Linked DNA regions of Mus musculus: all the other regions are linked to region 1. The links are chromatin loops, found by intact Hi-C in ENCODE. Cell type or tissue: heart. All regions are shown on one strand. Links, peaks and the distances in the headings refer to the core of each region. The heading gives the core; the rest is flanking DNA. Region 1 overlaps Itga9 (integrin alpha 9). Region 2 overlaps Itga9 (integrin alpha 9). Region 3 overlaps Itga9 (integrin alpha 9). Region 4 overlaps Itga9 (integrin alpha 9). Region 5 overlaps Itga9 (integrin alpha 9).

Region 1 (6,334 bases), core at 623-5,622:
CTGCATCATGGTTTGAAAAGTGAACCAGCAAGCCCATGGCCTGTGACACATTTAAGCCTAGAGCCTAAAGGACACTACCATGGGGTGGAGGTCTGGGAAGCTTTGTGGGAAGCTGCCATGGTTTTGGCGTTGGCCTCCTTGGGTCACATGGGCCATAGACCAAAATCCTGTGAGTGTTAGAGTGCTGAGCAGGTCCTGGTCTCTGAGGAGCCTGCTCGGTTGCCTGCTTACCTCATTCTATGCCACGTATGCCTGTGTGCCCTGTGCTGTGCCCTTGTCTGTGGGCCCTGCTGAGCCCACACAAGACAATCCCCTACTAGTGTGTACCAATGGGGTGACAGTGCCTGACCTTAGCTTGAGCTCAGCAAAGCACACACTCCTATCTTCTTGCTTTTTACCTTTGGTGCTGATGATTGAGCCCATGCAAAGCACATTCTACCACTGCACTGCCCCCACTCCTCCCCTTCTTAGCTGTTATTAACTATAGTAACCAAAGCCTTGCATTGGCCTCAATAGCTGGATGAATAGTGTTTTCATTCTATTCTATATAGCACAACAGTGTTCTGTAAGAGCTGATCATATGAACAGCTATATTATATATGTTTTATATATATATGTATATATGTGTCATATATACAATATATATGTTATAAGGAGACACAAGCCCCATCCACCCCCCCACCCCCACCCCATGAGCAGAAGTAACTATGGACCAAATCAGAGCTTTAAGTCACGTGAATATTCAAGGCATTTAAGAGCCATGTGATATGTACTTTTTTTCATCTTTCCTGATCTATTATCCATGGATATGTGTTAGGTTTTCCCCAGGGTTTTCAGAGCAGCTTCTCTGGTGTCTATCTGGTGATTCTGAAACTCCCAAGAAGAAAGAGGAGCTGGCTTCTGGGTTTTGAGTTCTCGGAAGCAAACCCTTCAGGGATTTTTCAAAACCATATTTAGGGCTTGGTCAGTCACAGAATTCTCAGTGGCTAACCCCAGTGAAAAGACTAGCCATGCGCATTATTAGCATGAGATAGGACAGCAATTCCCAGACAGCAAATGTTGAGGCATTGTGTTCCTGTGAAGAGCCTTCACAGTGTGACTGGTGAGGAGCCTGGAGACAGTCACGTGGGCCGTATGATACAGCAGTGAACAAGGATTCCAGACACTTGTCTCAGAAGCCTGCAGCTAGCTCACCCTTGCTTAGGGTCCCTGTTTTCTCAAAGTGAAGGTAGTCTGCAGCCCAACCCAGCCCTCTCTTGCTCTGTGGAGCCTGAGACCCCTCAGCAGGTCAGTTGTGACTGGCTAAGCTCATGATGTTTCTACCGCATCCTTCACGACTTTGAATGGAATACGGATTTCATTCAAGGAACTCGGGTCGTCTTCTAGTTTCCTTTCGGCTCCTGGGATAAAAACAACCCAACCAAAAGCAACTTGGGTAGAAGAATGGGTTTATACTTCCAGGTCACAGTCTATCACTGAGGAAATTCAGGATATGAAGTCAAGCAAGGACCTTGAAATAGAAACCATGCAGAAATGCTGCTTGCTGGCTCACACCCAGATTCACACTTACCTAGCTTTCTTATGCAACCCAGGACCAGCATTTCTGGAATGGTGCTGCCCACGTTGAGCTGGAACCTCTTGCATCAATTACTAATCGGGACAGTCCCCCATACACTGTACAATCCCTAACTGAGACTCCCTTCGCAATCACTCCAGGCTGCATCTAGTTAACAATTAAAGCTAATGAGGACCGTCAGCTTAGTACTAATTACCTTTTAGGAGTACACTTCTTAGGAGTGTTCATTAGTAAAGCCTCCAAGACCCTTTCTAGAAGACTTGCATCAAGCACACAACCTCCTGCAGAAGGAGAGGACATGGAAAGGGGGAAGAAGAAGAAGAAGAAGAAGAAGAAGAAGAAGAAGAAGAAGAAGAAGAAGAAGAAGAGGAGGAGGAGGAGGAGGAGGAGGAGGAGGAGGAGGAGGAGGAGGGAGGGGGAGGCAGAAGAGGAGAAGAAGAACAACAAGAACAAGAAAAACAAGGACAAAAAGAATAAGAACAACAACAAGGGCAAAGATGGCTCCCAAAGGTGGAAGTTGTATACAGACCATTCAGCAAATGATGTAAAGGGATTTGGGAAGAAGTCACAGAAAACTTGTACAATGCAGAAAAAAGAAAATGAATTCAAGCTATATGGTTAGTTTTTCTTTTAAAAGCATGAAAAAAGTACTGAATATTCTCATAGCCTTTGGATGGGAAGCCTATCTCCTAAGCCAGTCACAAATCCCTGAAGAAAGGACTGACAGATATATCAGTCACTTTTCTTTTGTGATAAAGCCATGGCCAAAGGCAACTTAAGGAAGAAAGAACTTATTTGGGCTCCAAATTTTAGTGTCCATAATGGGGCAGCAGGCAGGGGAGCAGGAAGCTGACTCATCATATCCTCAACTGCAAACACAAAGCAGAGAGAACAGGACTGGAGCGAGGCTGCAGACTGGCAAAGCCGCCAAGTCTGCGCCAGCAACAGAGGTGAGAGCTCAACTACCTGAACCCGCGGGAGACACTTCTCATTCAGATACAATGTATAAAGATGATAACCTTTTGTAGCATCAAAATACTTCACAGACAAAGCTCAAAAGTGTTTGGGAAAAGATATTTGCAACATAGGGAAGTGACCAATTATTTGTTTTTTCAAAGTAACAAGGAAAAGCCAAAAAAGAAAAGATCATACAAATGGGGGTGGCCAGAAAATCCACAGGAGAAGTTTAATTGGGAAATGAGCAAAACCCAGCCTCCCTGTAATGAGAGCATCGCAAGCTAACAATGAGGTTTAATCTTTGAACACGTTGTTGGCTAAGATCAAAAACAATGAGTGTGTCCACAAATACGGCAGGTATAAAAGACAGAAAGGGAAACTGTCAGAATTTAAACATGAGTCCTAACCCCACACTTCCGGGAATCTGTTCCAAGAGACTGTAATCTACTCAGCAAAAAGTCTCCACTTTCGGAGAGGAGATTTGCATTATCACGGTCTCAGCATCACCATCGGCCTTTCCTATTCTGATGAAGCAGAAGGGAACCTCAAATATTCCATTCCTGTTCTGAGAGGGGGCTGTTAGAGTCAAGATAACAATAAATACTAAGTTTATATTACTAGGAACTTATCACAAGCTGGGGGGTGGCTCAGAAAAGAGAGGGACATCCAAGGTCTGAGTTCATAAGAACCTGGGTTGGTAGTCACTCTTGACCACTGGACCACACAGCCACCTGCCAGGCCTCATGACATCATTCTGTCTGCCAATCATGATGTCACCCAGCTGCAGCAACACCATCTAGAAGACAGACTCCAGCCACACCTGGACTTCTGACTCCAAATCTACACTCGGACAAGCCCTGCACAGTTCACGTGCACACCCCTGTTTGAGAAGCCCTCTCTACATTATCATATTTCCTCCCGTGTGCTTCCGTGTTCCTGTCGGTCACAGTTCCCTGTCTGATGACAGTTGTTGCTATATTTGGCTGTCAGGAGGATTTGGTTTTAAGCCACATGTCCTGTCATTCAACGAGTGCTTTACACCCAGCACATGTCAAGGGCTGGGTTACGACAGAGAATAAAAGACAGAAAGACAGAGCCGTGATCATTGCCAGCCCGAGTGTAGCTTACCTTCTGGTAAGAGAATGCAAAAATAAGGAAAGCCCACAGAGCATCACTTGTGCCAATGCTACGGAGACAAACTGAGGAAGTAGAAGATGGCCGGGAGACAGGGAGGGTGGTCAGCAACATCTCTGCGTCTTCCTATCGGGGCAGGGAACAAAGCATCCCCAGGAAAATATGGAACGAGATCTTTCTGCTTGGTGGCCTTGATGTGTTTACAAATGATCTGTCTGCCTTATCATTCCTTGGCTTGATTTTTCTCTTTAAAAGTACCAGCCCCCAACCCTCGAGGCTACTCCTATGTGGCGTTCAGATCCGACTCCCAGAAGTCTGTGTATGTACGCTCATGAAAGCTCACGCTGGAGTTCCCTATCACCACGAATCACTCACTGTTCTGTCAGTGGCTATCCACGGTGACATTGAAAAGTCCTGGGCTTTAGGATTTCGCTGTCCTCGGATGCTAATTGCAACAAGAAGCCTCCTTTGCAGCGGGCTTCTAGGAAGTTGTGCCTCTTGTGTTCATGTACCAGCAGATACCACAAATCACAACTGAGCAGCTCGGTTTTGCCTTAATCTCTGATACTGTACCCAGCATGGACTCATGCTGCTTCTCCTCCCTCAGCTTTCCTCAGGAGGAACTCAATGGCTTGTCCTGATCCTGGCTGAGAGGGTCTTCCTAGGGAGAATACTAGGCTTAAGCGTCCCCTGCCCCCAGCAGTGAAAGATGGATTTACTGCCCAGAGTGGCTTGGGGGACTACATGATCTCGCTCTCTATCTTCGGGCAGAATGTGGTCAAGATGTCTTTTCAGTACAACAGAACCATATTTCCAGCAAGTTCTCTCTGCTAAGCCATCGCAGCATCCCTCAAATCCCACTGTTATGACTAGCCTTGGTCTCTCAAGTTCATTTCCCTCTTGACCTTTTCTTAGCTAAAATGGAAAACAGTTGCCTCGTTCCCTCGCAGAGAAGTTGAGCTATTACCTAATCACCCTCACCCCCTTCTTTTCCAAAAAAAAGATGAGAGCTATTTTCTCTCTTTTCTATCCTGGGGCATTGCCTTCGTTTTCTCCGTGGGCTCCAAAAAGTAAGAGCAAAAATTCAGAACGAACCGGCATGTGCTGTGATTTCTGCTCAGTCTCTCCCACCAGGAGCCATCATTGCGCCAACGATGAGAATCTTCTGTGCAGTTGGAGAACTTCATCAGGCCATGTTTGCCTCTCTGTGCAATTCCAAGACACTCTTGAGGGTCTCTGTAAAAAGATCAAACAGGAGGGTCCAGTGATAGACCCTTGCGATTCTGACGCTAGGGAGGCAAAGACAGGAAGATCTCTGGGGTGTGCTAGCCAGCCAGTCTAGCCTAACTGGATAGCTCCAGATTTAGTAAGAGACTTTAGTATCTCAAGAAAATATGGTAGGGAGTGACTGAGGAAGATAGTTAGCATCAACCTCGAGCCTACATGCACACACATACATATACACTCATATATACATACATACATACACACACATACACACACATACACTCACACATACATATACACAATACATACACTCACACACACACACAGACACACCAAGAAGGTTGTATTGGGTCAACCACAGGGTCTGAAATCCTCCATACATATCCCAAACATATTGTCTGGCCATATTGTTTACTAACCCACCCTGACTTCCCTCTGGTTTACCTTTCAGCTCACTGACCCTTTAAGGCTGCTGAGCAAGCCACCGTGTACTTCCCTTGGCCCCTTTCCTTGCTCACAGCTCCTTCTCCTTTTCCGCTCACCCCCCCCCCGCCCCACCCCCACCCCATATCCAGTTCCCAGGCCCTCTCTTCCATCATGCCTTCCTGGGTTTCATGTAGACGATGCTTCAGAATGTAGATCCTAGTCCAGGGCCTGCACTCTCAGGGAGTCTGCCCAGGCCACCAGCCCCAAATCTGTGAACCCCACTCTTGGTTCCATTTCACTGTGGCATTTCCTTTCCAGATTTGTCACTCACTAAAGTCAGTATACTTAATGTCTGTCACCTCCTCACAGGAGAACCAAACGTCACAAGAGCAAAGGACATGGCCCTGTGCTCTGTATATGTCCACACTCAGTGCCTGGGGGAAAATATAAACTAGGAGAAATAAAATTTCCACTGCCCACATCAGCTACACCGCCACCAGATATAATTCCTTCTGCCATGGGCTTGGAAGATAGATCCTTAGCTATCAATAAACTCTACAATGTATCTACAGGGTGTTCCTTATGTACAAAAAGATCTGAAAATTTTATAGTCACTGGGAATCCCTACATAGAGCCAATTTTGAAAAAAATGCCACTCACACACCAGCAAAAGTTGCCTTCATTTCCATCTGAGAATCAAAAAGAAGGTGATAATTTCAAATCAGATAGAACTGCCTACACTGCCAAAAGCTTCAATGAGAAATCCACAAACTTTGGGAATGGTTGTTATGGAATCATATTTCTTCATACCTCACCCTTTACATACCACTGATCTTGTCAATAGCTTTAAACCACTTTTTTTTTCTTCTTTATGTACATGTATAGATGTGAGCCACATAGTAAAGTTTCATAAATAGGGTCAGGGTAAGATCTGGGTTTTTGTTTTTTTTTTTTCTCAACAAGAGCCAAATACTTTATAAAGAGGGGGAAATGTTTGCCTGAATTCTGCAGTTA
Region 2 (6,334 bases), core at 804-5,803, 160 kb before region 1:
AGCTCTAGGACAAGAACCTCTTCCTGCATTCTCTCCCCAAATACATGAGGACCAGACGGGAACTCACCGGGCGGGGCAGAGTGTGGGCTGCTGAGATGGAGTGCCTGAGCATCCTCTGCATGCAACACTCCATGCATTGACATAAGGAGATGATAGGAATCTGGAGGCCGCCCACTAAGCTTGCACCATCAACTAGGTACCCGACACACAGCTGACTTTGGGATCTGGAGGTGAAGGTTTCCAGGACTCAGGTTTTTAAGAGTGTGGTGTTACTCTGGCATCTCAGAGAGTTTGGGAAAAGCTCATATTCAGTTAGACATTCTCGGACAGTCCAGGGAGATGGTGCTGCACATGGGGTTGGGCCCTCCCAAAATCAACCATCAATCAAGAACACTCTCTATTAGATATGACCACAAGGCAAAATGAGGTACATGCCTCAGTTGAGATTCCCTCTGATGATGAGAGGCAGTGTCAACTGGAGAGCTGTAGCTAATTATGGCCACTTCCGTGTGAGGTTTGTGTGCAATCTGAGTGTGAAAAGCACTACTCTGGAGTTCGTACTTATGCACAACCCCCAAACCTGCAAAGCACACCCACACGTGTAGTTCCCTCAGCTGGACTTAGGACATTCCATCCGTTACATCAACATGCTGATCAGTTGTTAGCAAACATTTCACAGGATGCTGTAAGCAATTATTATGTTGGAACGGGGAAGGGATGGGGAGTTGCCAAACCCAGGCCCTCTTGCCCGATAAATACATGCCTATACTCCCAAACCCCTGAATCTTAATTTTGTTACACATAAAAGGGATATTTTAGAGCTCTAGAAGATATGCAAGCAATAGTTCACACTGATTCTCATTCAATAACCATTTACTCAAATCTACCTGCGCCCTACACCAGGAACAGTTCCGAGCTGCAGGCCTGTGGGGAGTTCTCGTTGCTCTGTTCCTGATGTGGTGGTGGACACCACTTTTATAGTTATGATTTCGGTTCTGTAGAACATTAAAATGAGTGGCATTTGGGAGAGCGGAGAAACCGAGAAGTGAGTTTAAGGGCAAGAAGGCTCAGAGCGTGAGACTCCAGGGCTGAGTGAGGAGATGGGGTGGAGCCCCTATGCTTTCTCAACCGGTGACCCTTTCCGGGGCCACAGTCACACAACAGCTTTTCACAGACCACTAGGGTCTGAGCTTGACCATGGTCCTTAAAGTATTGAAAGGTTGTGGAAAGGCAGGCTGAGGAGCCACCTGGGCAGTGGTCAGTGGTGGGTGTTTGACCCCTGTGCATTCTCCATTCAGGTCACTTCCCTAGCCTCTGTCACATGAGTCACTGAAGACAAATGTCCCTTTGTACTCTGCGGCTCTCTAGGAATCTTTGCCATTAGCAACCAGGTTGGGGCTTGAGTTATAGCTGAGTCTTAAAGAAAGTGCTTAACATGTGTGAGACCCAGAATTCAACCCCCAGAAGCACATGTATGTGCACACATGGAAGAACTAAGATTCACGTGTGGACGATATTGAAATTGATAGGGCAGTAAGGAGAAGTCCCCTCACTTGTTTTTGTAAGATGCTGCCCTCCGGGGACAACCACCATCACTTCATCTGAATAGCAGGAACTACTCAAGGCCCCTGAGATGAGGTTGTTGTCTGTTCCCTCATAGAAGGAAGAAGAGGGAAGTCACTGGACTCACCTGAGACTCCAGCCATTTGCGTCCATACCTCTTAGCCATTTGTATGTCATTCTGCCCTAATTGCGCTTGGCCTCACAGTCTCTGGCACGCTGGAGTGGCCGTGGGAGGTCACTGGAGAGGTGAGGACCATGCAGCTGTGGGGAAGTTGTCATCTATGCTGGGGTGACACTTTCCAGAGTGGCTGTTCTGGGATCACCCACACTCCTGCAAGAACCATTCTTTCATGCTCTGTAAGTTAGCCCAACAATCCTCCTGGTTCCCTGTTGGGAATTGGTTCTCTCCCCAAGCTGGACTTTAGGGGATCATAGTTTGTTCTGGACTTTGCTTGGCCCTTGAACCCCTCTAGAAAAGGGGTAGGCTTTCATTTACATCCCTTTAGGGAATGAATTCCCAAACTATCATCTCATTTTCTTCTGTCATTTTCATGAAAATGAGGGACATCTCAATCAGAAATGGAGAATGAGCTGGCTGTGGAGCAGAGAGTTTAGAGAGAAAAATGGATGGCTGTTCTGGAAATGTGGTCATCAGTGGGGGTGGTAGCTTATTGGAGCTGTGTAAGCCAGGGCTGATGTGGCTATCCCCCATGGTCAGCAAGGAGACTCTTGGTTCCACAGAGCTAGGAAGACGGTGTCCCCAGTCTCCAGATACAGGAAGGACAGGCACCTCCAGGACAAATGGTCCTCCACCCAGGGTCATCTCCTAGGCCTCTGCATTCAGAAGGCAGAGCTGGGGGCTCTGTATTCCTTCCTACTTCTTTTTGGCGGTGGACCCCTAGCTGTCCCGGGTGTTGTCTGTGGACTGCCTGGTGATGCCTGTCTGGAAAGGTCTTCTGGACACTCGGCATGTCTGTATTCTGGGCTGTTTACCAGCAGATGGCTGCATATGGGCAGCCCCACCTGGGCACCTGAATTACAACCAAGGGTGGGGTCTTCTGTGGCATCAGTCTGGTGGGTCTTCAGTCACATGACCTGTTTGGAGGATGACTTTGGGAGCCAGAGAAGCTGTCTTGTCCCTTGGGCTTCTGCATCTTGTCCTTGGAACCTATCGGGCTTGGCCAAGTACACGTCTCTTCAATCTTGCTTCAGCAATGGGAAATCTCAACTCTCATTTGGTCACAGCAGTGTCAAGTTCAGCCTGTAGAGGGGCAATGGTGACTTCTGGGAATACTGTGAGAAATGGGATGTCCATAAGGGGTGAATTTGCCTTGGCCACTGTAATAAGCAAAATCCAGTGAGGAAACAGATTGCCGCAGTATACATTGTAAGAGGGTTTGACTCTTCTTGGAAGGGACTGAGCAGGCCGGAGAGGAAGCAGTGGTAACTGCAGAGGAGAGCTGCCATGGCTGAGTCCAAGCCAGTAGCTGTCCAGCTAGCTGCTCAGATCAGCTGCATGACATCTCCTGCGGGCTTCTGGTTAGCCATGTACACACAAACTGAAAGAGAATTTCAGGTAGAAGACAGTGACCTGTGCTTTACCAAGCTTCTGGGTGGCCTGTCAAGGTTACACTCAGTTAACTCCTTCCTTGGGGTTATCAGAACCTGAGAGTTTGTGGAAGGGACTCTGTGCAACTCCAACCCAATTCTTTAAGCAGAGAGCACTGGGTGGAACTACATACCCCTCTGAGAAAGTATGATGAGGGCTCTGGGCCATGGAGAAGAAACTAAGAAGTTGAATTATGGCTGTTGGGGCCAGCTGCCATGAAAAAAAAAGTTGTTGGTTAAGCGGATGAATAAGCATGGAGGAGAAAGGCCTTCTTACCCCTCCAGCCTTGCAGGCTCCCTGTCTCTCTCTCTCCCTCTTGTTATTGGCAGAACCTCACAGGGAGCTGTTGGCAAAACAGGTTTGTGGGATCCCAACCCTAGAAGCACAGCAGAGTGGATGGTGGGCTTGGAACTGAGAACCAAGGGCTTCATAAACCAGCAGAGAAGCATCTCGGTTCATGGGGGATCTGAAGTATGAAGGCCACGTTCCTACTCCAGAGAGCCTTGGCTCTCAGAGGCCGTTCTCCGTGCTCACCCTGGACTCTGGAAGCATGGAGGTGGGAAGATGAACCTCATCTGTGTTATTTTGGGCTCTTGGATCAGCAAAGCGTGATGAAGCTCTGCCAGACGCTGTGCTCAGCCCTGGGCACAGAGCACAGGCTCACATTCTAGCGGGAGGGGTCTCCTCACTTGCCCTTCTAGACACGTGCCAAGTGGCATGCCGGCTGGCTTCCCACTCTGGCAGCAGGCAGCCTCACGAACAGGTTTATCCCATGTTTCACTAAGCAATTGCAAACAAGAGTTCGGCTCATTCCAAAGAGTATTCTCGGATGCTTCATCCTTGGCTGCCTGTGGCTTCCTAGAGCCTCCTGACAGCCACAAAGAGAATTGATTTCTGTAACCAAGAGCGATTTGCTCCTTACCCATAGGCTATGTCTCTAGTTAGACCATAGGGTTGTCTTGGTGGTCACAGGCTTGCCCTAGCATCAGATGAAAACTTGCAAGGGCTGAGTCCCATGACATTGCTTTTTCCACCTGCTAGTTCAGGGGTTGAATCCAGGGTCTCAAGCATGCTACGAAAACCCTCGACCACAGGGCTGTGTGCCCAGCCTGTCTTTTGCTCTCTGATCCTTCACATCTCCCTGGCTTACAGACAACCTGACAAAGCTTTCCATTGAGCAGAGGCCCTATCACTGCCTGCAGACAAGCTGTCGATCCCAGCGTCCGAGGATGGCCCTCAGGTCATCCAAAGGCATAGCAGAAATATAGTCGGAAGCAGATACCTGGTACCCGCAAACCCTTTTTTTCTGACGTTAGAGGTGGTGTATCTGCTCTGGAGAGCTTTTTTTGCATGAAGAGAATTTTCCCAAAGCTTCTGGTCCCCTGAAGTGTAGGAATAGGAAACGGAGAGCCTTGTCCACGGAAGGAACGGAGTTACCTAAAAAACTAATTGCTTGCTGCTCAAGTAAATATCGCATTCTTTGGAAGAAGAGAGAGAGGGTTAAGAAAAGCCAGCAAGGTGGAAATGTCTCTTTCCCTCCTCTCCTGGGATGCGCTGAGGGAAATGAGTAAGGCTGGAAGTCAACTTTCAGAGCTGAAACCTTGTTCTGATGGAGATTTGGGAATGATTTGGTGTTGGCTGGGACAGACCAGAGCCCCAGTTGATTCAAGACAGCTGGTGCTCTCCCGGCCCCAGCCCATGTGGGGGGCCTTTGGGAACCAGCTCTGGGGCAGGGAGGGGAGGGGCATGACTGGGGACGGTCAGCTTTTCCACCACATGACATCATTCGACATGGCATAGACACAAACTGCCAGAAGGAAGAACTTGATGTGTCATGTGCTGTGAGAACCGGAGCTAACCAGAACCAGCATCCTCCCGGGCAGGGGCTTTGAGGGCTGGCTTGCATTAGGGGGTTGCTACTCAGACACCACCCTACCTCAAGCGAGCTGATTGGCTCCAGCCTAGCATGTGTGGGGCACTTGAGTGGGAGCTATTTAAAGGTCCCGCTGGAGCAGAGGGCTTCACAGTCGACCGTTTCTTCTTACTTCTGGCAGCTCCCAGACTCTCCTCACTCAGGAGTTTCTTCATGGTGAATCTTGTTTGTTTCTAGAAGGGAGAGTCAGATGAAGAATCAACCTATATAGACTTAAAATGTCAAGATAAATTCCATACCTCGTAGGAGGCAGCGCTAGAGAGGAAATGATTACCTTTGGCGGGTGGATAACCAGGTCTGTCTGGGATCAGACACTTGAACACTGGGGATAAAGCTACTAGGTTAAAGGGTTGGCACCTGAATGCCCCACTCAGAGCAGAGCTGGTGTCTCATCTATGGCTCTGTTGTTTGAACTGCAGCCTCCTACCCTTCCATGAGCCTCCAGAATCTTCACTCGTGACTGCAGTGATACTTTGAGCAGTAGGCGCTTGCAAAATACCCAGCGCGGCGTAGCAAGCCAAAGTCATTCCCCTATTCTGACTTGCCCTGGGTTAATTTAAAAATCTCCCACAATAGACTCCCAAGACAAGGGTCTCAGGGCACACCTTGGCAGAGGGATGAGCCCGGGCAGTACCAGCCTGTAAATGTGACAGAATATTGGCATAAGCAGGATTCTCCAGAGGAACAGGCCAGGGAGATTGGAAACGGGAAGAATAAGAGTATCAGGGGGTGTGGGGCGAGCTGATGGGTTTTAAGGGATTTGCTCATAGGACAATAGGACTGACAAGCCTGAATTCTGAACTAGGCAAAGATGCGGGCTGAGCTGAAGCTTTGGTTTAGATCTGTAGACAGGCTCGATGCAGAATTCCTTATTGGGGTACAGAAAGAACTTAGGGGTTTTCTTCTCAAGATTTTCAACTACTGCAGCCCACCCACATTGTGGAATTTGTTTTGCTTCATTCAAAGTTTAATAATTTAACTGTCAAACTCATTTCAAAAGACCCTTACAGAGGTGTGTAGTTCAGTGCTTGACGGGTTACCGAGGTCCAACCAAATTGGCACATAAATTAGCCATTCTAGCAAACCAAACAGGGCCTGTATGACTAAGCATGTCACCACTGTGGGTCCATTAAACTCAGTCCTGCTGGGCATCTCATGCCTCAGTGTGAGGCACCCTAAGGGGAAAGAAAACACTGTCTACCTACTGGGTGCTGCTTGGAGTCCTGGCT
Region 3 (6,334 bases), core at 901-5,900, 120 kb before region 1:
ACCCCGCAAGTTAACTGCTCACCCTTTGTGAGCTGCTGCGAGACTTTTTGATAGGATTCCTTCAGTCATTCAACTCACCCAATGCCTAGATCACGAAAGAGGAGTTTGTAGAACGCTCTGAGGAGGGGGTTATATCTCTTTTCCTGACAGTTCTAGGGAACCCAGACAAGGAGAATGCTACCTGCATCTCTCTGGATAATAGCACCGTGTTGTTCCCTAAAACAAGCCTGGTTCCTCCCTCCAAGTCAGAAAGTCTCCCTTTAAGAATGTGTTTCCTCTCTGTAGCCGTTGTCGAAAGCTGTGCCTAATTACTGATGAAAATGTCTAATCATTGATACCAGATCACTACCAAATGCATTCTGCCTAAGTTCTGAGGTCTGTGTAGTTTGGGGGTGTGTGGTGGTTTTTAATAAGAGTGATTCTTGTAGGCTCACATATCTGAATGCTTCCTCACCATAGAGTAGAATTGTCTGATAGGATTAGAAGGATTAGGAGGCATGGCCTACCTGGAAGACTTCTGTCGCAGGTAGGGGGTGGGTTGGGTGGGAATGGGGGGCCTTGAGGTTTTAAAGTGCTTTTAAAGTCTCTCTATATATATCTATCTGTGTGTTTCCTCCTCCTCCTCTTCCTCCTCCTCCTTTTCTCTTCCTCTCTCTCCTTCCCCACTTATGTCCATGTGCCCCCCCGCCCCCCCCATGCTCCCTCCTGTGATGATAACGGACTAAGTCTCTGAACCTGTAAGCCAGTCCCCAGTTAAATGCTTTCCTTTATCAAAGTTGCCTTGGTCGTGGTGTCTGTTCACAGCAACAGAACATTGTCTAAGACAGTGAGAAGCAACTCCCAAAGTCAACGCATTTGGGAATTTTACTGAATTTTAATCAGTTGCTGGGCAGCCTGGGTGGCTGACAAACTTACTGCGAATCTGGCTGAGTCCTCTGAGGCTGTTGACTGCAAGTACTCTTTGTGACACTCGATTCGCCTATACTCTCTTCCCATCCCCAAGTCTGACCCCTCCATATGCCTTTCTCCAAAGTCTATGGCAGTGTGGAATGAACTACGGAAGGCTAAGGGCTTGCAGGAGCAGGAGCTGTGGTGCCCTGTGTTTATTTATTGACATGGTTCCTTCATCCATGGTGGGCATCTTGGCTGGAAGTTGATTCATTACTGTGTCCCTTAGCACATAAGACATCATATATGGGACATCCTATGATATGACATCATATCAGAGAAAACAGCCTATTTCTCCTTCTGCATTTAAATATCAGTGACTAAAACCCAAGCCTCTGTTAACTTGCACTAATAATTCCTAGACTAAAAAGCATCTCTGTGTTCCAGAGTAACCCCGAGGCCATGGCGGGTCTTTGAGACTCTCAGGACAGAGAGCCCCAGGATGTGCCCTCCAGGGCTGAGCTTGTGTCCCTTGCCATGAGCTCGGGGAGCTTCCCTAGAGGACTGAAGTACAAGTCCCAGCTCCAGGAAGGAGCTCCAAGGCTCGTGTCTCTGTTTTTCTCTCTGAAAGACAAGTGCAGTTTATGTTGGGTACTTGAGATTCACTCCAAGGGGCAGCTCTGGATGAATCAGGACCCGATGGGCAGTTTCTGAGGGCTGTGTACTTAGTGACACACATTAAAGTACCCATCCACGTGCCCATGGTCCATCCATCTTTCTGCTTGCCTGTCCACATTCTCATCCATGAATCCTCCACCACTAACTCCTGCAAAGCGTCCAGCACTGTTGGCATGCTGAAGTTTCCATGATGAAACCTGGCAGTGACAATGACCATTTACCTACGGTGCGTCAGTGTGACTCCAGTCTTCAAAGCAGCCTTGTGGGGTGGAGACTTGTGACCTGCAGCTCACAAAGAGACAATGAGAGAACAGAGGCTCATGTACCTTACCTGAGGTCACCTAGGAAGAGTGGAGTAAGCCTAGGAGTCTCTGTGACATAAGGACCAAATCTCTCTTCTTTAGGCGGTATAGCGTGTCCATTCTGGAGTGCATCAGAGCTGGCTTTGGTCTTATTTGTAAGTCCTTCCCCCAACTTCTTTGGGGGGTTTCCTGCTCTTAGCCAAATAGAGAGAGGGATCCCTTCCTAAGACTTTGCTTTGCCTCTCACAACCTCACCTATACTTGAAGTTCAATGTAGAGACCTCTGTGTCTTGAACCAGAGTATAAAGGAAGTTCCACTCAGCAAAGCCTCAAGGTTTAAAAGTTACAAACCAAGGTGGTATTAAACACTCTCTGCCCTGCCCTCCTCATGATCTAGAAGGCCAAAATCAAACTTGGAATTCTCAGGCTCCTGAGAGTTCAGTGCACAAACAAAGCACTTTTGGGCACCTGGCTCCTGGCTCACCCCTCCTTCACAGTGTGATCTGCCTCCATGTCACACTACAGAGGCCTCCCGAGCATGGGCATAGGTGGTCCAGGCACGATGGTCAGGCTTGTATATGGATGTTGGTTCAAGAGGCATCCACTGGTGCCTGGACGCTATTGGTGCTTTTCTTCATTTTTTGAGGAGGCCATCTTTTTATGAACCTTGCTTTTTGTCTAGCCAGGCTGCATGAGCCAGGGCCTGTCCTCAGGTCACCCCAGTCCCCTGTTCTCCTGACTTGCTGAGTGACGATAGAGAACAGGAAGATGGGAGGAAGATGTTTCAGGGCTGGGTGGAGGACTAGGGTGGAGTCCAGCTGGGTGTGTGTATGAGAGAGAGAGAGAGAGAGAGAGAGAGAGAGAGAGAGAGAGAGAGAGAGAGAGCAGCCAACAGGAAGGAGTGCTGGGTTCTCTTTTGCTAACTGGTTCCCAGTATTTCAGGGTTCATTCTGAAAATGCATTGTTACTATGTGTGCTTGCAGTCAAGCTGGACCATTGAGCTGTGGCCACCCCGGCTCAATTCTGCTTAGAACTATGATGTGACCAGCAGCCAGGATCCATTCCAACAGATACCCACCCTGTTCTTTGGCATTAGTCTGGGGCTGGAAAGCTCTCCTGGGTCTGTTTCCAAGTACAGCTGTCCTCCTTACAGGTCTATGGGTGGGCCCTAGAAGGCCACTGGTAGAGAGGCAATGTGGTATGGGACAGTGCTGGTCTGGAGGAACCCTCCTGCCCTGGCCCCAGAGTCCTGGCCTTTGGGGATACACAGAGGATGTGAGCACTTCAAAGTGACAGAGTTGTGATTGAGGACAGATTCATTCTCCTCTCAGCTCGTCTTTCCTCTCCCACCTCTGTGCGTTATGCCTGTGCTAAAATGAAAGCCATTGTTTATTTAAAAGGACCGTTTGCCTAATGCGCCTGGAATTTATTTTCTGGAGCGTTTTCTATGGTGATCATCAGTCCAGACCTTGGCTGTGGCTGGGCGATTATGTAACCTGGGATGGAATGAGTTCTGCCGGCGTGCGCAGCCTCCAGTGTACAGGACTCCTAGCTGTGCCTGAGAGGGAAGCTGGTGCACTTGTGGCTGTATACACAACCTGCTTCTGTGTCCTGCTGGGTTTGGGAGGGTGGGGAGGTGGGGGCCTGGGGGGATTGTGGGATGGGGAGGTGGGAAGGTGGGAAGGTGGGACTAGCCCATAGAGAGAGTCTGCGAGCAGCTAGTGTTAAGTCAGGAGGATGATTTCTTCATGGGGGCCTGCCTTGGATTTGCTGTAGAACTGCCCCCCATTCTCCTCAGTTATTGTCACTAGGGCTTAGATATCCCCTTGTATAAACCCCAGGCCCTTTTACCCCCATCTGCACGTTAGCAAAATTCCTGAGTATAATGATTTGAGCCCTGGCAGGATCCAGAAAATGTTCCTGGCCCTTTCCTCTCTGCTGGCCTCTGTCCTGTGTCTCCATGTGCCTGTATCAACGGCAATATTGACCTCAAGAGCCACTCTTTGCCAGGCTCCAACCCTGAAGTCCCTTGATTTCTACTCTGGAACCTTGCCTGGGTCCAAGGCGAGTTGCTTTGTCCTGGATGAACAATGGGAGGCTCTACGTTGATCTTGCCTTAGACCCTAAAGGGACGAATAAGCATAGATGGGTTTGGAACTCTGACCTTAGTCATGGATGGATACCAGTGAGCTCCCTTTGTGGTTCCTAACTTAGACCCGCAGTGTTGGGAAATGGTACATTTATTGTGTTTTGTATCTCTCCTCTCTTTATGTAACAAAGATGTATCTCTTCCCTATTGTTCCTCGGCTTCCCATGCTAGTTAACTCCCACTAGCAACAAGGCAGCTTTGGATTTACCCATTTAACACAAGAGTGGCCGTTAGAACAAGCTGAGGTGTTGTTGTCAGTCAAGCCAGGCTCTTCCTCACTGGAGATAGCGTATTCCACATAGGGATTTGGAGACTCCATATCCTTCCATTGCCAGCTCTCCCATTCCCTTGGGGGCTTCAAGTCTTTGGCTTCTTGGGAACAGAGGAAAGGCATCCTTCTCTAGAGACAAGTCATATGCCTTCCACTCACTATCTGTCAAGGAAAATTTACTCACAGCTGGCCTCAAAAGAACCTGGAAAATTTGGCTGAGGCTGAACAGCCAACTCATTCATATAGTGCCGTGGGACTGGGATCGGAGATGAAGGACAGATCTCCTTGTGAGATGGCAGGGGAGCAGGATTAGCCAGAACTTGGTGATAGAGCATGTGGGGAACAATGAAGGGAAATAGGTAGCCTGAAACCCCTAAGGTCTCTAGTTGGCAGATGAGTGGATAACGCTGTCTCTGGGGGATGGAGCTGACAGGAAGGCAAAGGATGTGAAGCAGGAATGTTCAGGCTGGTCACTGGCCCACCATAGTCTGGTGCTATAGAACTGTGTCATGAATACAAGAACCCATAGGAAAAGGTGTCTAATGACCCTATGTCCCTTGTGCTAATCTCAGAGAGGGGTGGTTCAGGAAGATGCTGATGCTGTACTCACAGCCTTAGCACCTGATGGGATCTGCCCATCGGTTTCCAAGTACAAAGCTCAACATAAGAAGAATCAAGGGGAAATAGATACCCAGTGGCCCAGGCGGAAGCAGGGAGTCTGACATCCTGACCTGTTATCTCGGTGGGGAGGATGTGTTCTGTCCTTGCACTGTGACATTCCCTTTGCTTGCTTTGGACTCAGATTTGTTACTCTGGGCATGTGATGCCAAGAAGGACTGAAAGCTGGCATGATGCAGAAATCCCCAGAAATAGGAGCCAGTAAAGGCCAAGTCTGGGGCTGTAACCACGGGCCACTTGGCCAGTGAGCTAATGGGTCAGTCAGTCCAGGTTGCTGTTACCACCCATGGGTTCATGGTTGCCAATGATGCCAGTGAGGTCACAGCCCTGGGGCTGCCTGAGGTCTGGGCTAACAGCTGGCCACCAGAGCAGGGACTTACAAACACTTTGTGGGTAGGGGTTAACATGGGAGTATAAAAGTCAGATCGACAGCTTTTTACCATTGTGCCTCCAAGGTGGGACTCAAATCTCTGCCTGTGGGGAACCTGAGCAGAGTAAGAAAAGATCAGAGGCCTTGTTCCTAGATCTGTCAACCTTGGCCACCTCTCTCACTCAGACTATTGAACAGTGGGAAGCAGTGGGGACAGCAGTTCAAAGTTTGCGGGGGACGGGGGGGGGGAAGTCACTGTTAAAGAAGTGTGAAGTGTGTTTTGCCCTCTTTGTGGATTTTGCGTGAAAAATGGAAGGGGCTGGATAGCTGCTTATTTGGAAAGAAGGCACAGGCACACAAGACAACCATCAGGAGCCTAGAGCCATCCCACGGCCACACACAGCCCTGGTGAGTTACATAGCTGCAGTGATGCGAGTTGGAATGACTCCTCCCCTTCAAGAAGAGCCAACTGCGTCCTTATCCACACCTGCTTAGTGCAGGGCCGGATTTGTAAAACAGCACCTGTGAATGGAATGACGGCGATCACCAGTCCAAACCAACCTGTTTTCAGAAATATTTGTATTAATTTGATGCCCCAGCAGCCTGCATGACCCCTTTTAGCACCAAAGGGATAGCTGTGTTTGCTGAGCATGAGCAGGGCAATCTGGGACTCTAAGGACAGACAGTGGTTGTAAAGCAAGAGGTTGTAACCCCTAGGGAATCATGTGCCTCATGGAGTGTCCTAAGATGACATGGAAGGACATTGTTGCTGTGTTTCATATCTGGTAGATTTGCAGCACTGGGAAGAGAAGCGCCATCATGCTGAAAGAAAAGCTACCTTGAAATATAGAGATAGCCCTATCTCCAAATATATCTGGGGCAACCCAGAACAGCAGAGGCCTGAGTGTGAAGTAATGGAGAAGATTCCAGAGGGTTCAGATTATGTACAGGGATAAATGCATCCACCTACCGGTGGAGCCAGCAGCCCCGAGTGGTTA
Region 4 (6,334 bases), core at 750-5,749, 57 kb before region 1:
ATATGCCAGAGTCTTGAACAAGAATGCTCTAATGTCAGTGAAGGTCAGTGAGAGAGGTGGCACACAAAGACCAAAGGCTTCCTTCCTCCTGGCCCTTTATAGGCATGGCCCAGATCTAAGGTGGGTCTTCCTACCTCAAAAAAATCTGGATTTAGGGTGTGTCTTCCCGCCTTAAATTATTCAATCAAGAAAAATCCTTCACAGGTGTACCCAGATGTTTTGATTTTAGATTTTAGTCCAGATGTAGTCAAGTTGACAACCACGAATAGCTGTCACATAAACCATGTTTTCTTTCTATATGCACAAGTTAGACAGGTAAATTACTAACAATAGACCAGAGTAACTATAATAATATGCTACAATAAAAACGTTATTATTATAGGATTAGTATTGATGTCCTATTTAAGGCTGTTTTATGTAGAACATGAAAATTGACACTTGAAGACACAGACTGACAGTGAAGCCCTGCCTCCCAGCCAGCAACATTGTGACTTGAATGTGAAGTGTCCCCCACAGGCCTAAATATTCGAATGCTCAGTCCCCAGCTGGTGCCAGTGCTGGGGAGATTATGGAACCTTTATAAAACCTTTAGGTGCGTAGCCTTGCACAGGGGCAGGCTTCAGGGATTATAGCTCTATCTTATTTCTGGTTGTTACTCTCTCAGCTCCCAGTGTGATCTCATGCTGGGACATAGAGACAGTCAGATCCCTGGAACTCAATGGCCAGGCAGATCAGCCAACTCAGTGAGTTCTAGGCCAGTTGGAGACCCTGTCTCAAAAAGCAAGGTAGATGGCTCCCGGGGAATGGATGACATCTAAGGTTGACCTCTGACTGCCATCCTACAAACACACGTACATGCACTACTTAAATATACAAACAAGAGAAGGGAACTATGATACCTGGGAGGTACCCTTGTGGAAGTCATCCATGGACCACAGAGGTTAAAGGTTATGTGTTATCCAGAGCCTGGGGCTCCTTCCAGAGGAGCCTGGATCCCTCTTTTTCAGAAGTAACAGGATTAACTAGTGTCTGCATCTTCCTAGTGACAGGTTTCCCCCCAGACAGAATCCTTGCTACCTAGATCCCTTTTCTCCCAGTCCTGAGTTTCTGGCCTTGTTCCTGATATCAGAAACTGCATCTCTTCCACCCATCAATGTTGCTTGGAATGGGTACCACCTCCCACTGCTACAACACCCTCATCCAGGGACTGTCTGGAGTCAGTGCACAGATATTCCTTATCCCAAATGGGATAACTTGAGGCTGTGCTTTTCAAGGTCCCAGGCACCCAGAGAGGTCACTGGCTTCATGCCACGACCCTCACCGTTGCCTACTTCTTAGTATAGCCTTCCCTGTGTGAGTTTTGGAGATCTCTCCTGAAATACTACTTGCTTCAAACCTGTCTCTTTTTAGGGTAGCCCATGCTAAGATGTTCCTGTTCTCCCAAAGCTCTAAGGCTCACCTTCTTATCACATGTGTCAAGTGGTAGTCTCTTGCCTGACGGGTAAGCCTTGGACATCAGATTTAAGTAAAATTTAAAAATTACATTGTGGGGGAAATCCACTTGGATGCGTTCTTGTCTTGCCATTTCTCAACACTTACAAGGCTACTTAAGATATTTTGTAACTTTTTCATGCACCATATTTTGGTCATATTCTTTCTACTCCCCCAGCCCCCTCCCTACCCACCCCACTTAATAATTTACAAGAGGGTTTTGAAGAAATTGGCACTATCACTGTGGTTTTTCTTTTTGGTATTGGGATTAAACCTAAAGCCTTACATATGCTAGGTAAGCTTTCTACCCCTCAGCCACATCTCCAGGCTTCAGTGAGGGGTGTGTGTGTGTGTGTGTGTATGTGTGTGTGTGTATGTGTGTGTGTGTGTATGTGTGTGTGTATGTGTGTGTGTGTATGTGTGTGTGTGTGTATGTGTGTGTGTGTATGTGTGTGTGTGTGTATGTGTGTGTGTATGTGTGTGTGTGTATGTGTGTGTGTGTATGTGTGTGTGTGTATGTGTGTGTGTGTATGTGTGTGTGTGTGTGTATGTGTGTGTGTGTGTGTGTGTGTGTATGTGTGTGTGTGTGTGTGTGTGTGTAGTAACCAATCTGATTTACATGAGTATAATTGACTGGGACGTACTTAGTGGTTGTGCAGTTAGCATCTTTCACTTACCCGTTGATGCTGGTAGCAAGAGGAAAGCATGATCTCTGGCATGTAGCTTTTACTTCCACGTAAGATCACAGCTGAGATCTTTAGGAACATTGAAAAATATCCAGTGATGGAAAAAATCCATCACCAACGTCCTTCAGCCTCCTCAGGTTCTTCCTGTTGAATCTTTAGAACAACTTATCTGGAAAGAAGTGGAGTTTTCATCCATGAGGATTCAGCATAAGTCGTTGATATATGCATCAAGTCCACCCCAGTAAGGAACTTTGGATGGTCTTCATGCTGGATGGAAGGAATGAGGCCGAAAAATAAGTGTAGCAAAAAATCTGGGACTTCACACAACTCCCAGTTGGCTACCAGTACTGCCTGACATTGGGAACAGTGAATGAATTCATGCTAAAGAATTAGGGACCCCATAATACATTCCGAAGGTAGCTGCTTTAACATGTCTTAGTAGGGCTGCAGAGAACGCTGACTGATCTTCTGGAGGTCCCAGGTTCAATTCCAAGCAATCACGTGGTCACAATTGTCTGTGACTCTAGTTCCAGGGGATCTGACATCCTCTTCTGGCCTCCACGGGCACTAGGTGTGCACACAGCACACACAGAGGCAGGCAGGCAAAATACCCACACAGAACAAACGATGCAAAGATATATTAAAGAGGAATTTTCAATAAAAAAAAAATAAGCAATGTGTGTCCATCGAGCTATGAAAGTGTAGAAGATGAGGCTTACGGAAAGGGTGCGATTCAAATCTTTTGGTGGCTGTTAATGATCCCTTTCATTAGAAAGGGCAGCGAAGGGCCTGTGTGCAAAGGAGCATGACCCACTTAAAAGGCTGCACAAGCAAATTAGAATTAATGGGAAAATCTATCAGAGGATAAAATTCCTTGAAAATTAGAAAGATTGTTCTTCAATAAATAAACAAGCACCCATGGAATGTCTGGCACACAAACTGTGCACGATTGTTTTAAACTCTTGGCAGGCGTGTCTGCGCAGCAGGTCTTCACAGAGGCCTGTTCTATTTGAACGTCATTAAAAGAACCTTTCTCGCCAGAGCCCTTCCTGATATGATGGGCTTTATTATACAAGAGTGGCAGCATGGATGGCTAAGGACATTTGACACTAGCTCTAGCTCAGACCCAGCAGGGCTGGGTGACCTCCGCTGATTGGGTCCTCTCTCAGACTCAGCTTCTCCCTCCGGAAAATGTCCAGATTAAGCTGATGGTCTGCTGCCTGCTTCGGGGTGCTTGTCTGCCGTTCAGTGAGGGCTCATAGAACTCCCTCAGGAGAGGCCAGCCTCTGACACCCCACTGAAAGATTAAACGACCAACACATCAGGTCCAGGCCGATCTTCCTAATTGTCAGGGAATTATATCCCCTTAGAAACTTGTGCTGGAACCAATTCTGACCCTGGGAGTGTAAGGATGAGCAGACGGAAACAAAGGCTCCTTCCTGGTCCCTCTGTCACACCCCATGGTGGAGACATGGTCCCCAGTACCAGATTAGTATGCAAGATCTACCAGTAGTCTCATGTACAAAAGAATAATTCTCCCTCCCAGAGCTAGCGATTAACTGCCAACAGCCACCCCTGGCCTAGAGAGAACCTCCCCAACCTATGCTGGAATTTAGGTTGGATTGATCTTGTTCACTCAGCCACAGCTTGAGCGACATAAGTGCCACACCATGCCAAGTCTAAAAGTTTGTGTTTCACAGCCCTGGCCCTCCCCTTTCACACATGGACAGTGACAAGTAGGCTTCGTGGGTGGGGTGGTTTGTATGCACTTGGTCCCCGGAGACTCATATATTTGAATGTTTGGTCCTCAGTTTGTGGAAGTGTTTGGGAAGGATTGGGAAGTGTGGACTTTTTGAAGGAAGTAAGTCAGTTGGGGTGGGCTTTGAGGTTTCAAAACCCCACAGCATTCCCAGTTAGCGTGTCTCTGTCTCTGTCTCTCTCTGTCTCTCCCTACCTCTGGCTCGTTTGTCTGTGTGTCTGTGTCTCTGTATGTCTCTCTCTCTCTCTCTCTCTCTCTCTCTCTCTCTCTCTCTCTCTCTGTGTGTGTGTGTGTGTGTGTGTGTGTGTGTGTGTGATTTTGGATTAGATGTAAGCTCTCAGCTACTGCTCTAGTGCTTGCCTGTTGCCATGCTCCCAGCCATGATGGTCAAGGACTCAAACCCTCTGGCACTGTGAGCTCCAATTAAACTCTTTCTTTTACAAGTTGCCCTGGTCATGGTGTTTTATCACAGCAAAAGAAAAGTAACTGAGGCAGTGAGTTATTAGAAAGATGGGGTGGATTATGAAGTTGGATGGGGAGTCAGAAGGAAAAATTGGAGGTATAAATGACCATGTTTAATTGTATATATGCATGAAAATTCTTTTAAATTAATTTTAAAAATTAGTGTGAGGCTACCTTGGCAAAGTTCTGAGAAGAGCTAATGAGAATTCATGGGGCTGGTAAGCTCACTCTAAGGATGTGTGTCATTCACAGGAGGAGACCAGGAAGGACCTCTGCACTATGGCAGATGGGACAGAAAGGACGCTGGTGGCAGTGGCAAGGAGTAGGCTCTGGAGGCAGCGGAGGCTCTTGCTTCTCCTCCAGCCTCCAGCTCTCTGCCTCACGATTTCCTCAGCTCTAAAGGAGGCTCTCCCGTCCAGTCCTGTGAGCCCTCCAAAAGGCTTGTTTGACAGTACCCGGTCCCATGCTAGCAAACTGTATTTTCGTTTCATTTCTAAGAATAACTTAGGGAGCAGCAACCTACTGTTTTGGTTATAGAGTTTTAGCTTTAGAGAAAGAATGAAAACAACTCCAAGGTTTCTTTTTCAAAGTTTTGAGTCCACATTCTACCCTGGAAGGTGCCTGGCTTCCCTTAATCACAAAGCCCGCTGGAATCACTTGACTATGAAAACCCAGGCATGACCTTACTGCATGGTTAAGTGGCAGAGGCCCGTGGTGGGCCTGGCAGGAGTTCAGGTGTTTCTGGCCTGATTCCTGGGAATTTACACATGAGAGAAAAGACTAACCTCGTGAACTACAACACTGAGAAAGAGGCGGCAGCTCTGGCCCGTGATGCTGTGTCCACCTATGTGGTCTCTCTGCTTAATATTCCACAGTGACTGGTCACTCTGAGGTCTCTGGCCCTGTGTGAACATGTATGCAGGTCCTTCCCCTGATCAAGCTAGGTTAATGCTGTCCCATACTCAAGGTCTGGCCGTTCTCCTTTCATGTTACAAAAGCAAATGGGAACAGAAATAACCCATCAGTTGTTTAGACCCAGAGTGGCCAACAATAATAAATAATCAGCAGCAGAAAGGCTGAGGTCAAGGTCTTCATTCATTGGAGTCCATTCAAGAATTCGTAACTCTCTCCTCTGAGTTAATTTTTCACATCTTGTTTGGATCCTCGGAGTTCTTGCTTCCAAAGCAAGGCCATCCGATTTCTTGTTTCACATGTTTTTCTTGTTGGCGTGCCAGACGTGCTAGACAGCGGGGCTTCTTTCTGCAGATGGATAATGACGGTTCCTCCCCCCCACCCCCATGAAATTTGTATTTCAAAGAGTCATAGCCGGTCGAGTGTTTGAATGGTCCTCTTCCCTTGCACGCTGTATTAACTATGTTAATTGCTGTGGACAACAAAACATATGCCAGTGAACTTAAATCTCATTTATTGGAAAGATACAAGCCGGTTCTGACGAGGCTTAAAAGAGGGTTGGAGGCGGGCGTACAAGTTCAACAGGAAACAAGGGAGGCAAGGTGTAGCTCAAGGAAGTGACTTCTGGGTCTTCAAACCTCCTGTGGCCAACTCCGATGACCACAGGACCGTAATGCTCTTGTGAAACCCTCAAAACTCAGAGCTGTCGATGGGAGCGTTAGTCACCAACATAAGGCCACTTGAACATCTGTAGATCATGGGAATGTGTAATCAGGGGCCCACAGCTTAAAGACTAGAGGGGTTAGCTGCCCCTTCTCATCTGTCATGGGGTTGCCTGAGCCAAGGAGCTGAAAGAGATGACTGTCCATTGCACGAGGACTCCCAGGCTTCTCCACATCTTCCTCTAATGAGCTGGCCAGTTAGAGACTGGCCACTGCAGTGACTTCATTTTGCCCAGAGCTTATAGCTTATAGATAACTTATCTCTGTTATCACCTTCATCTCATCATTACCATCCTTGGCCG
Region 5 (6,334 bases), core at 659-5,658, 130 kb before region 1:
GGTAACACCAAGGGCTGGTATCTTGTACACCAGCATTTTAGAAATAGACGATAAGATGAGTTTCTTACTTTTCTTGTTGCTACGGCATAATGCCTGACAAAAATCAATTTGAGGAGGTCTTATTTTGCCCAATCATTGGATGGGAGGCAATCTATCACGTAGGGGAGGCTGGCAACAAGTGACTTTGCAGCAGCAGGAGTATGAGGCAGAGACAGCTCACCTTAGGTCATGACTGAGCAGGAAGCAGAGAAAGGACAGGAAGTAAGACTGGGCAATAAAGCATCAAGATCCACCCTCCATGACCCACATTCTCCAGTGAGGTTCAACTTCCTAAAGGTTTCACAGCCTTCTGGGTTAATGCCACAGCTGGGGACCAAGTATTCACACACTCCAACCAGTGGGGGTGGGGTGGTATTGCACATTCACCCTGTCACAGGTGGTATAGAGTAAGACAAAATAAAATTTTATGCTCAGATACATTTTAGAATAAAGTACATTTAAAATACCCCATCCGACTAAGGACAGGCTCCTGGATTGCAACGCTTCAGGACCACAAAACACTGGAGGAGACTAGATGCTTACATTAGTTGACCTTGCAGCGTTTTTGTATCTCTGAAGCTGAGGCAGAGCGGTTGGTTTTCTCGCAGTAACTTGGCTTTGTGCCTTCAGAGGTCTTTTCTCTCTATTTATATGGAAACTTTTTTAGCCTCAAACTTGAGTGCTAGAAGGACTTATTTCATATCCATAGATGTTGCTTAAAGATAGCATGATCTCTGCAGTCCCCACCACTTACAGCTTCCATCAATCTTCTGATGAGCTAATTGCTGTACTATATTTTTAGTGGGCTTATGTACTGTAGAAAACTCTTTGAAAGCCCACACTTCATGTTAAATTTAGCTAGACCCTTTGCAGCCTTGAGTGATTGTTCATCTTGATGGAAGAAAATAGGATCCTTTCTCCTCCACCCACCGTTGTCATTCAATTATTACAGATTTATGCAGGAGAAAGCAACTCTTGTGTGAATGGGCATCTTTTAAAGAATCATGACACATCACTGAGACAGATATACTTGGCCCCCAATTCAACGGGTACCTGTGGAGTGCTTGTGCCCATAGGTTCTGTGGCTGGGCTGGAGTCCGGAGGCTCATCCGGTCGTACAGTCACACCCAGACTAATAGATGAGGGAATGAATGACAGACACTCAAGAGGACCAACAGACATCCTGAAAGACTGGCTCTCACAAAGAGAACAGAAATGCTAGTTAAAATTCAAGATGTGCATGCGCTTTAAGTGTTTAAACAAAGCAGGCCTGGTCTTGGACTCCTAAAGACTTGTGAGAGGAATTGCTGTCTGGAAGGCTAAGGCTGTCCAGCAGAGAGTGAAGGCAGAGCTGGGGTGTGAATGGGACCCCTGTACCCCACAGACTGAGACTAAAGCACACTTATTTCCTCCTTGAAGAGCCAGTTTCCATGAGATGGAGCCAACCCAGGGTTATGATATGGATGGATAGATGTGGTTTAACCAGAATGCCCCCAGAAGGTCCCTGGCATATGGCTGACACTCCCTCCCTCTGTTTCCATTAGACTCCCTTTCCTAGGTTCCCATGGAGCCTGGAGTGTTACCTAGACTGTAGTTAAGAGCTTATCCAAGTAGGACCCTGCCTCCTGTGATAAACAGCCCCAGGCTGAGTGGGCCACAGAAGGCTGGCATATATATGCCAAGTATATTCTCAAGACATTTGTATAGTGAGAAGTGAGAAGATCGTGGGTGCCACATAGGCAGAAGGACAGTCACCATTGATATTATGTGGCTAATGACATGATGCTATGCTGTGTAACTACATGCATGTGTTTCCTACACTGCAACAACCATACAGTCACCTGGGGCTTTTAAATGGGTTGATCATAAGCGGGTATGGAGTTTTAGAAGAGACAATGAAGATACTCAGGAGAGGATGGTAGAGATACGGGTCTAACAGAGATGATGGTATAGCCATGTAGATGTAAGTGCCAGGGAATTTTACACTTAGAGATGCTTAAAGTTAGAAGTGTGTCTATTTAAATCTTCTCTCCAGCTGACCGGCAGGTCCCCTATGCCTGGAGTCTTGGATTCTGTAGGTTTACAGCAGGAACTAACAAGCCAGTATCTAGGAAGTCCCAGTTTATTATCTTTCTGGTACTTTTTAAAGGTTTATTTATATTTATTTCAGGCGTGTGGGTGTGTGTTTTCTTGCATGTTTACGTGCATGTGTGTATGTGTCGCATGTGCTTGATGTACCCTTGGAGGACAGAAGAGGGTATTGGATGCCTGGACCTGGAGCTACAGTTGCGAGTTGTCGTGTGGGCGCTGGGAACTGAGAAAAGCACCTCTGAATCTCGGCCATCTCTCCAGCCCCAGGACTGTACGGCTTAAGAAGACTTTTAGTTTTCAGCAAATGTTGATTACAGAGAGGAAACCCCTAACCTGGACATATGAACATCGTTTCCTGTGTGTATTGCCTGTGGCTTGTGACATCCAGCTTCTCCACCAGAGCTGACTGACTGAGGTAGTAAATGTCTCCTCATTTGAGAGCTTCAAATGTGAGTCATAGGAGTCCCATTCCTCAATCTGAGAGAAGGCTTGGGCTAGATGCTTCCTGAGTGTCTCCTACCTTAAGAACCACAACAGAGTTTGCATCTAACATTGACTCAGTGATGCCCCATTGAGTCGCCCAAATGAGTATCTTTCTAGGCTCTAACCTAAAAGGCCACAAAATCCTGGCCCACAGAAGAGGGGTTGCAGTGTTTGCTGGATTGGCAGAGTTGGGTATAGAGTTGAGGATGGGAAAAAAATTTCATGACAAGTCCTTTGGCATGGCTTTTGTGTGTTGAGCCTTGGAGATACTAGAAGACCTTGGTATGATGGATCGTAGGCCTCCGAGGAATAGCTATGGCTGCGTATGAAGCTGGGTTAGATTAAGCGTCTGATTTATAGTGCTGTAGTTGAAACTGCCTTGAGGATGCATATCACTGAATCATGCCAGTGAGAAAATTTAAACCATCTTAATGTCACACGACTGTGGGAAGCCAGCTCCCCTGACATAGGTTGGTCAGCGGATTTGCCATGCCCTGAAACAGCTGCCTACATCTCTAATAACCCAGCATTTCTGCCCTGGGTGTGGCCACCCCTAGCCTTGGATGACCTCTTGGGTATAGCAAAGACCCAAATGGATGAACCTCTTAGGTTCTTGGCAGCTTTTGTGGGGCAGATTTGGAGTCCTGTAGGCTATTCTGGTTGTTGCTATTCTTACATATTAAGTGCCCAGGAGATTGACCAATCAGATCTGGCTGGGCAGCAAACTTGGGGGTATTAATGGGGGAAAGATTCAGCTGTGAAATGGGCACTGGGGTCTGAAGGCCAGGCTGCATTTTGAGTTTCTTGTTAATCAAGGCAAGGTTTGGAGTGTCTGGATATGTATAGATGAGGATTGTGTCGACTTGACACATGCCTCCTTTCCCCATTATTTCTTTGTGGCATGACCTGTCATACTTCATTAGGGTATGTCATTATGGATGCAGCAAAGGATTATGGGAGACTCCTGGGAGAAAAAAAAATCTACCTCTGAGGTTGACCTGTGCGAGGCCCAGTGGGCTCATGTGCACTTTCCCACAAATGTTGACATCTGAGAGCTTCCTTCAGTTTCCACAGATATAAGTGTTCTTATTTCAATCTTAATCATAGAAAAGGAGTGATGTTGTCACAGGGTAACTTCATAGAGCAGAGAGATAAAGGAAATATTTTTTAAAATTGGCTCTGGAATTGTACCAGATGAGAGAGCGCAAGTTATGACACCCTCCTGACGGGAGGTGACTAGAAATAGAAAATCCTAACTCATTGATTGATTCAGAAAAGGGCTTAAATGAGGCTGTTTGCATTGCTTCCTGGGAACATACCAAGATGTGGCAGACCTGATATTGTCTAGTTGCTTAAGAAACAGATTCACTGGGACACAAGCCTACAACCTACTTTTTCTACAAATAAACTATCTTAGACTTCAAGTTGACCATAAAAGAAAAATAAACTCAAGGTCTAGGCCATGGTGTCTGAGGTGACCGATTAAAGATATTCAGTATAGCCACTTGTTAAAGGCAGAAGGGGTGGGATTTATAACTGTTCTGGATGCTATAGCTGCTGCTGGCTGGCCACAGTTCTACTCCAGGAATGGAGAGTAACTAAAGACCACATCTCATCAGCAAGTTATTAAATGCCTACGACAGTACAAAGTCTGACTTGTTTGTATAACACTACATCCATGTTAGGCTAGGGATAAGAAACAACAACACAAATGGACAATTGTACAAGGAGGCTGAACCTGAACTACAAACCCATAGAGCCCTGATTGGGAAGTGACTCAAATGTCCAGAAACACTGCCTAGATATCAGCTGCAAATACAGGAGCAAGAGTTCTCTTGTAGTCCCATGATTCAAATCAGCAGCTCTCATGTAAGACCAGTGATTCTCAAATTTTTATCAGAATCAAACACATACAACAGAAATTGCTAGAGCAGCAGGTGTCTGGGCCCCAACTGACTTTTTTTTTTTTTAAATCCAGTAGGTCAGCAATGAATTTGTAGTGATTTGAATAAGAATTCTCCTCATAGGCCTGGGTATTTGAGTACTTGGTACCCAGTGGGTGGTCCCTAGTCTGTTTGAGCTGGTTTGGTGGTACAGGAAGTATGTCACTGGCGTTGGGCTTTGAGACTAGAGCCATTTCCGGAGGCTTATGTCACTGGGCTTTGGGGTTAGTCCCACTTCTAGTTCTACTCTCTGCTTCATGGTCATGGTTGAGCACTCTCAGCTTCCTGTTCCAGCCATCACACCTCCTGCTATGATGGACTCATAGCCCTCTGGAACTATAAGCCCATGCAAACTCTTTCTTCCATAAGTTGCCTTGGTGTGTTTTATGACAACAGAAAAGTAACATAGTATTTCAAACTGTCTTTGAGAGATCCTGTTGCTAAACCACACTCTATACTGTGAACAAGTCTGGACTCCAGCCAAGGGGATCTCACCCTTCTTGTATAGGTGTCAAGAAGCCAAGGAGACTCCTGGGGATGGGAGAAGACTGGGTTTATAGATGGGAGAAGTTCCTGCTGCATTCAGATTCTCTTGGTTTCCTTTTCACTTACTGGGATAAAACACTCTGACAAAAAACCAATGTACTCAGCTTACAATTCCAGATACAGTCCATCATGGGGTGTGGGTGGGGGTGGGGGTGGGGGACATAACAATAGGAGCTCAGGGGACCATTCATACTGCATTCATAATTAGGAGCACAGAAGAAAGACTGTGCCTGCTAGTACTTTTCTCTCATACAGTCTAGGATCCCTTCCTAGGGATTGGTGCCACCCATAGTGAGATAGTCTTCACACCTCAACCTAATCAAAAAAAAAAAAAAATCCCCCACAGACATGCTTGGAGGCAGTTCTAATTTTATTAAACTGACAGTTGACACTAAAAATCACACTCTCCACCTGAAGACCCATCATGCTTCATTTTATCCTACCCTCCTGCTTGCTGTTCGATCTCAGAAATCTAGGAGGAAGCTTATAACTGCATTTTTGTTTAAATGGGGTGGGGAATAGGACTGGATTGACTGTCACATGCTGCTGAGAGCCACTGGTTTTCTTTCAATTATTTTGGTGGCCTGTTGGAGTCTCCCTTGAAATTTTACCAGGATATTACTAAGAATGATTTCTGAGTTCCCGATGATTAAATGGAAAGTGAGGTGAAGTCAAGTTCACATTTTACCCTCATGAATATTGCCAGAGAAACAGGATGGTAGGCAGCTAAGAGTGTGGCTCAGATGAATTCATGGATTTGAGACTCCAGCTTCAGTGCTCCACCATTGCCTTAAGCCAGTGATGTGACCCCACCTAAGCCATCTGCTAAGTTGAACCCGGGTGAATATTGTCTTAGCTAGGGTTTTACTGCTGTGAACAGATACCATGACCAAGGCAACTCTAAAAGACAACATTTAATGGGGGCTGGCTTACAGCTTCAGAGGTTCAGTCCATTATCATCAAGGTGGGAACATGGCGGCATCTGAGCAGGCATGGTGTAGGAGAAGCTGAGTGTTCTACATCTTCATCTGAAGGCTGCTAGCAAAATACTGTCCTCCAGGGAGCTAGGACAAGGGTATTAAAGCCCACAAGGCCACACCTACTCCAACAAGCCCACATCTCCCAACAGTGCCACTCCCTGGGCCTAGCATATATAAACCATCACAAATACAATTGCTATAATCACTCACATATCTGACAATGGCAGGGACCTTGGATGAGATATCAGTGTG

The links. A loop is a pair of places that touch in the nucleus more often than their neighbours do. Peaks named below come from ENCODE experiments on the same cell type or tissue, not always from the same donor. Only the 100,000 strongest peaks of a DNase experiment are listed, where the experiment ranks them.
Region 2: a loop joins it to region 1, with 2.1 times the contacts of the local background. A loop is called at or near these places in 3 of 42 quality-filtered maps.
Region 3: it touches region 1 in a loop (2.1-fold over the local background); 3 of 42 quality-filtered maps call a loop at or near these places.
Region 4: it touches region 1 in a loop (2.3-fold over the local background); 4 of 42 quality-filtered maps call a loop at or near these places.
Region 5: a loop joins it to region 1, with 2.1 times the contacts of the local background. A loop is called at or near these places in 3 of 42 quality-filtered maps.

Annotation. Positions count from the first base shown.
Region 1 is chr9:118,853,355-118,859,688 of GRCm38, forward strand. All of the region lies in intron 23 of Itga9 (integrin alpha 9), which reads left to right. Among named protein-coding and RNA genes, the nearest start is that of Gm39454, 5.5 kb to the left of the region's middle. In heart, for the core only: no CTCF peak of the experiment used is centred there; a DNase peak (open chromatin) is centred at 3,547; H3K27ac peaks cover 1,104 bases; H3K27me3 peaks cover 371 bases.
Region 2 is chr9:118,689,623-118,695,956 of GRCm38, forward strand. All of the region lies in intron 14 of Itga9 (integrin alpha 9), which reads left to right. Among named protein-coding and RNA genes, the nearest start is that of Itga9, 86 kb to the left of the region's middle. In heart, for the core only: no CTCF peak of the experiment used is centred there; DNase peaks (open chromatin) are centred at 3,829 and 4,979; H3K27ac peaks cover 1,299 bases; H3K27me3 peaks cover 648 bases.
Region 3 is chr9:118,734,694-118,741,027 of GRCm38, forward strand. The region is part of intron 15 of Itga9 (integrin alpha 9); the gene reads left to right. Among named protein-coding and RNA genes, the nearest start is that of Gm39454, 110 kb to the right of the region's middle. In heart, for the core only: no CTCF peak of the experiment used is centred there; DNase peaks (open chromatin) are centred at 3,048, 3,368, 3,778, 5,208 and 2 weaker places; H3K27ac peaks cover 1,953 bases.
Region 4 is chr9:118,796,123-118,802,456 of GRCm38, forward strand. All of the region lies in intron 17 of Itga9 (integrin alpha 9), which reads left to right. Among named protein-coding and RNA genes, the nearest start is that of Gm39454, 52 kb to the right of the region's middle. In heart, for the core only: no CTCF peak of the experiment used is centred there; DNase peaks (open chromatin) are centred at 3,259, 5,209 and 5,579.
Region 5 is chr9:118,718,343-118,724,676 of GRCm38, forward strand. All of the region lies in intron 15 of Itga9 (integrin alpha 9), which reads left to right. Among named protein-coding and RNA genes, the nearest start is that of Itga9, 110 kb to the left of the region's middle. In heart, for the core only: no CTCF peak of the experiment used is centred there; a DNase peak (open chromatin) is centred at 3,233.